Regions from separate parts of the Homo sapiens genome. Here region 2 is linked to region 1. A link is an interaction called in ENCODE POLR2A ChIA-PET data of the cell type or tissue named here. Cell type or tissue: PC-9. All regions are shown on one strand.

Region 1 (2,500 bases):
CCCGATGTCTCATGCCCAGCCACATCTAGATGAGCCACATCAGTGACTTTCCACAGTCTCCTTGTCAGCACTGCTGCTGGCCATGGGGCTGCCCCACTGCTTCAGATCTGACCCCGTATCCTGTATCAGTAACAGTGTCTTCAACCCAAGTATCAGAAACCATCAACTCACATTGCTTCAACGATAAACAAATTTATTATGGCAGAGAGGAAGTCCAGAGGGAGGAGGACAGGTTTGAGATTCTGATTGATTCAGCAACTGACCGACATCTGCAGGATCATCTTTCCATCTCTCTGCTCTCCCATCCCCGTGTCTCAGATTTGCTCTTACACTGGCTTCTTTCATGGTTGCAAGATGGCCGCAGCAGCTCCAGCCATCCCATCTAAACAGACTTTCCCCAAATATCCTTTTCCTCTTCCTCCTCCTCCTGCTTTTTGTTTTTTTCTTTTCCCTAAAATTATTATAAAATATTTCAAACCTAAGAAAAGAATAGACCACATAGGTTTATAAAACCTTAACATTCTGCCATATTTGCTTCCTAGAGTTCCTTTTAGTTCTAGGAATTTTGATACATGTATAGCTATGTGTTGTAACCAGGACCACAATCAGGATATAGAAGAATCCTGTCATCCCCCAAAACTCTTCTCCTGCTATTTCAATTTGATGCAGCTTAAATCATAGGGAAAATATATTCTTCTCAGTAGAAATTCACAGATGGGGTGGATCAAGAGTTGGTCAGTTCAAGGGCTGGATCTGTCTATTTTCCTGCTCTTCCGTCCTTAGGCTGACGACTTTTTCCAGAAGAAAGTGAATTGGGTTTAGAGCCAGGCAGTCCTGGGTTCATAGTCCCAGCCATGCTACCCTATTCTGTGAGCCTGGCCAAGTTCCTCCACCTTTCTGAAATTGGGGTTCCTCATTTAAAGATGAGGAAACAGTGCTCATCATGGCAGTTGTTCCTGAGGATGAAATGAGATAATAGGTGTGAATCGATTTGCACAGAGAAGGTGCTCAGTAAATAATCGTAAGTCAACCTTCATCACTAGCTGGCTGGAGAGCCTCAGAGCCCCCAGGAAAACAAGCCAGGGGCACTGGAAACTGAGCTCTTGGCCCTCTGGCCTCTGGGTTTGGACTGGATAGGGGCAAAGATAGAGGAATCTGTGGCTTACATTGCCTCTGTGAGCCTTCCACTCCGCCAGGGGCTTGGAGGAGAAGCAGCCACTCCCTGCCTTATGTGAGCCCCCGCAGCACAGCAAGGCTGTTAAGGGCATGGTTTGGAACCTGACAAACCTGGGCCCAGATCCCAGCTCTGCCACTTCCTCGCTCTGTGACTGTGAGCTTGCTGCTTAAACTTGCTGAACCTGTTTCCTCGTTTGTCCCCACGCTCCATCCTCAGGCACAGGTCTTGCCTGGGTTTAACATGAGGTCACCTCTGTGGTCACCTGAGGCCCTGTACTCTCCCTCCCCTCAGCTCTGATTTTCTAGCCCTTTCCCTCCCTCACCCACCAGGGTCCCCCTTCCTCTGTGTGTCCGGCTTCCAGGCTATGCTGCCAGCCATTCTTTCATCCTGAGAGGGGGTTGCAGGTGAAGGAGGAGCTTGTGGTAGATGCTGGAGGGTGAAGGGGAGGAGAGAAGCAGGCCCACCTGGAGATCCAGCCTCAAGGTGCAGTGTGGAAAAGACAATCAGGCCAGCATGGTGGGAGGCCGAGGTGGGCAGATCGCTTGAGTCCAGGAGTTTGAGACCAGCCTGGGCAACATGGCGAAACCCCGTCTCTACAAAAAATACAAAAATTAGCCAGCATGGTAGCCCACGCCTGTAGTCCCAGCTGCTTGGGAGGTTGAGGTGGGAGCATCACTTGAGCCTGGGAGGCGGAGTTTGCAGTGAGCTGTGATCTGCACTCCAGCCTGGGTGACAGAGCGAGACTCTGTCTCAAAAAAAAAAAAAAAAAAAAAAGAGAATCAGACATTTTGTACAATTTGTATTAATTTTGTATTATGGCATAAACTCTTAAGAGGGTGTCTCCCCTGCTTTGTTATGCTAAAAAACACTGTCTGTCTCCTTCCCAGCTTCACGTCTCATAAAAGGGCTCCTTTGAGTAATCTGGTCAGAAAGATATGAGCCTCCAAGGGGCACAGGGTAGGGGCTGAGCTTCCTCATTATTATTAATACTAATATTAATTATTATTATCACAGCAATCCCAGAGTGGGACACAAGATTTACTCAATAGTGAATAAATTAAAAGAAGAGTCAGAGCATAGTTCTAGACCCTAAGTGCTTGGAGACTAAGGACAAGCTCAGTCTGGCCTGGCAAACCCCCAACGCTTCCGGGGGGAGGCATCTGCATCGGTGCCTGGGGGCTGATGGAAGGAGGGTGGTTTCTCAGACTGAAGGCCTGAGCCCTGCACAAAGGGCAGTTTCTGGGACAAGCTGAAGGCTGAGAGAAAGGAAAACAAGATAGAGCAGCTCTCCAGGGGTGGGTGGAAGGGAGGGTGCCTCTCTGG
Region 2 (2,500 bases), 250 kb after region 1:
AATGCTGAGTAATTCCCCAAAGCTGTACTGAAGACCTCCAAAGGACACAATAAAAACACCAGAATCCAAAGCAGGAAACATCTTGCTTTTCAGAAGCTACCAATCACCTGAGTGATCCTAAAATTATCTTCTAGCAACACCAAGTAAAACAACAATGACCTGCAGTCTGAAAGCACTTATGTCATTCACAGAAAGCCTCTAACCTTTGGTTTCACAGGAAAGTTACCCACTGCAAAATGCAAATAATTCCAGACCTGGAAAGGATCATGAAGGGTACACAAAAGGGTTACTCAGTGAAGGATACTGTCACACATGCTAATCATGACTAGGTTCTATAGCAGATGCATGTATAAAGTACCAGAGAACAAGGAGGGAATGACCACATGGGCCCAGACAAGCCAGGGAAGATGTCAGAATGAGAGTTGCATTCTTGGAGAATGAGTTCATCACACAGTGAAAGCGGTAGAAGGACATCAAGTAGAGGTAACAGCAGATGGAAAGGAAGCAGTGCCAACAGAGCATCCAGAGGGTAAACTGTCGGCAATTCAGTTTGGCCAAAGAATACAGTGTAAGTGAGGAAGTGGCAGGAGAAGAATCTGGAAAAACAGGCTAGTTCAGATAGAAAGGGTCTTCAATACTATCAGTACTTGGACTCGATCCTCCAGGAAACATGTATGCAGGCAGATCAGATCTGTAGCTAAGAAACATGTCATGCCAACTAGAATTAAACCACAACTAACCAGAAGCCAAGTAACTAAACAACATTTGATCTTACTCTTTAAAGAAAAAAATAGGCCAGGTGAGGTGGCTCACGCCTATAATATCAGCACTTTGGGAGGCTGAGGCGGGTGGATCACGAGGTCAGGAGTTCAAGACCAGCCTGGCCAAGATGGTGAAACCCTGTCTCTACCAAAAATACAAAAATTAGCTGGGCATGGTGGCAGGTGCCTGTAATTCCAGCTACTCGGGAGGCTGAGGCAAAGAACTGCTTGAACCCGGGAGGCGGAGGTTGCAGTGAGCTGAGATCATACCACCGCACTCCAGCCCAGGTAACAAAGCAAGACTCTGTCTCAAAAAAAAAAAAAAAAAAAAAGAAAAAAAGAAAGAAAAAAGAAAAAATAATATAAGCTCTTATTAAGGGCTTTGCAAAATTCACACACAGATGCACTTCCTAAAGATATCCTGGGTTCAGTAAAGATCAAAATCAGTTTTAAGCTGGGCGCAGTGACTCACACCTGTAATCCAGCACTTTGGGAGGCCGAGGCGGGCAGATCACTTGAGGTCAGGAGTTTGAGACCAGCCTGGCAAACATGGTGAAACCCCGTCTCTTCTAAAAATACAAAAATTAGCCGGGTGTTGTGGCAGGTGCCTGAATCTCAGCTACTCAGGAGGCTGGGGCAGGAGAATGGCTCGAACCCAGGAGGCGGAGGTTGCAGTGAGCCGAGATCACGCCACTGCACTCCAGCCTGGATGACAGGGTGAGACTCTGTCTCCAAAACAAACAAACAATCAACTTTAGACAGACACCATGCTGACAATCCTAAGGATATGTTTCAAAAGCACATCTACATTTAATTAAATCAAGTTCTTAAAAAGCTAAGAAACTTATCCAAGGTCCTATTGTAGTTAATGGCAGAGCAAGGACAAAATCTTAGTCCAGGCTACTTCCTAGTTCACCACAACTCTGAACAACTTTGTTGTTCCTTTCCTTGTGCAAGGAAAGTCTCTGAAAGACAGAAGCAAGCCAAGGAGAACAGAGAGCAAAAGTCAGGGTGTGAGAGGATGAATAGCATGAATACTAGAACCAGGCTTACACGCTGTGAGCACTACATAAATTCTCACCATCATTCATGATCATCTGTCTCTCTGAAGAATCATAAAATCGCTGGTGGTTCACAGCAAACCCCACTGCAGCTTTTCATATTTGATTCGAAAGTAGGCAAAGACCAAGAGCTGTAAACATGTGGTGATGTTTCTACCTTTGGGGGGAGGGCTCTTGGAGTCCTCCATAGACAGCTTCAGCTGCTGTATGAACTCGCCGCCATACACACTTCGTTCTTGCCAGATGTTCAGCAATCTTTCTAAAGGTTTTTTACAGCCTTCATCTGCCTCTCTGCCCAGAAAAGATGAAAAGATATATATAAGCTTAAGATTTTTTGCTTTTAATTAGGACAGACCTACTTAAAAAAAAAAGAAATCAACAACTGACTAAATGATTTACACATTTAAAACCAAATAAGGTACATATTGTAATACCTGGATACCCAAAACTTGACCACAAACTACATTCTTCGTGCAGTGGGAGGGATCATGCCATAATTGAAATCAAATAGGACCAAAAGTCAATGGCCAATTTTTACAGACAGAAAATTATCAAAACTCCATCTTATCAGTTGTGATAGCTTGCTTTTTAAGAAGACGTTAATTAAAATGCCAGACATTCTGCTGGAAATTAAAAGTGGATCAGAACTCTTAAAGATAGAAAAATGATTTTAAAAAA

The links. ChIA-PET counts read pairs that join two places held together with the same protein. Peaks named below come from ENCODE experiments on the same cell type or tissue, not always from the same donor. Only the 100,000 strongest peaks of a DNase experiment are listed, where the experiment ranks them.
Region 2: POLR2A ChIA-PET joins it to region 1 with 7 read pairs; 3 of 35 experiments call an interaction of 5 or more read pairs at or near these places.

The regions. Positions count from the first base shown.
Region 1 is chr20:38,299,045-38,301,544 of GRCh38, reverse strand. No RefSeq gene overlaps it. Among named protein-coding and RNA genes, the nearest start is that of BPI, 3.9 kb to the left of the region's middle. In PC-9, no CTCF peak of the experiment used is centred here; a DNase peak (open chromatin) is centred at 1,364; H3K27ac peaks cover 391 bases.
Region 2 is chr20:38,047,961-38,050,460 of GRCh38, reverse strand. RPRD1B (regulation of nuclear pre-mRNA domain containing 1B) reads right to left here. Exons shown (of 7, transcript NM_021215.4): 3 at 1,980-2,113. Among named protein-coding and RNA genes, the nearest start is that of RPRD1B, 15 kb to the right of the region's middle. In PC-9, no CTCF peak of the experiment used is centred here; no DNase peak of the experiment used is centred here; H3K27ac peaks cover 331 bases.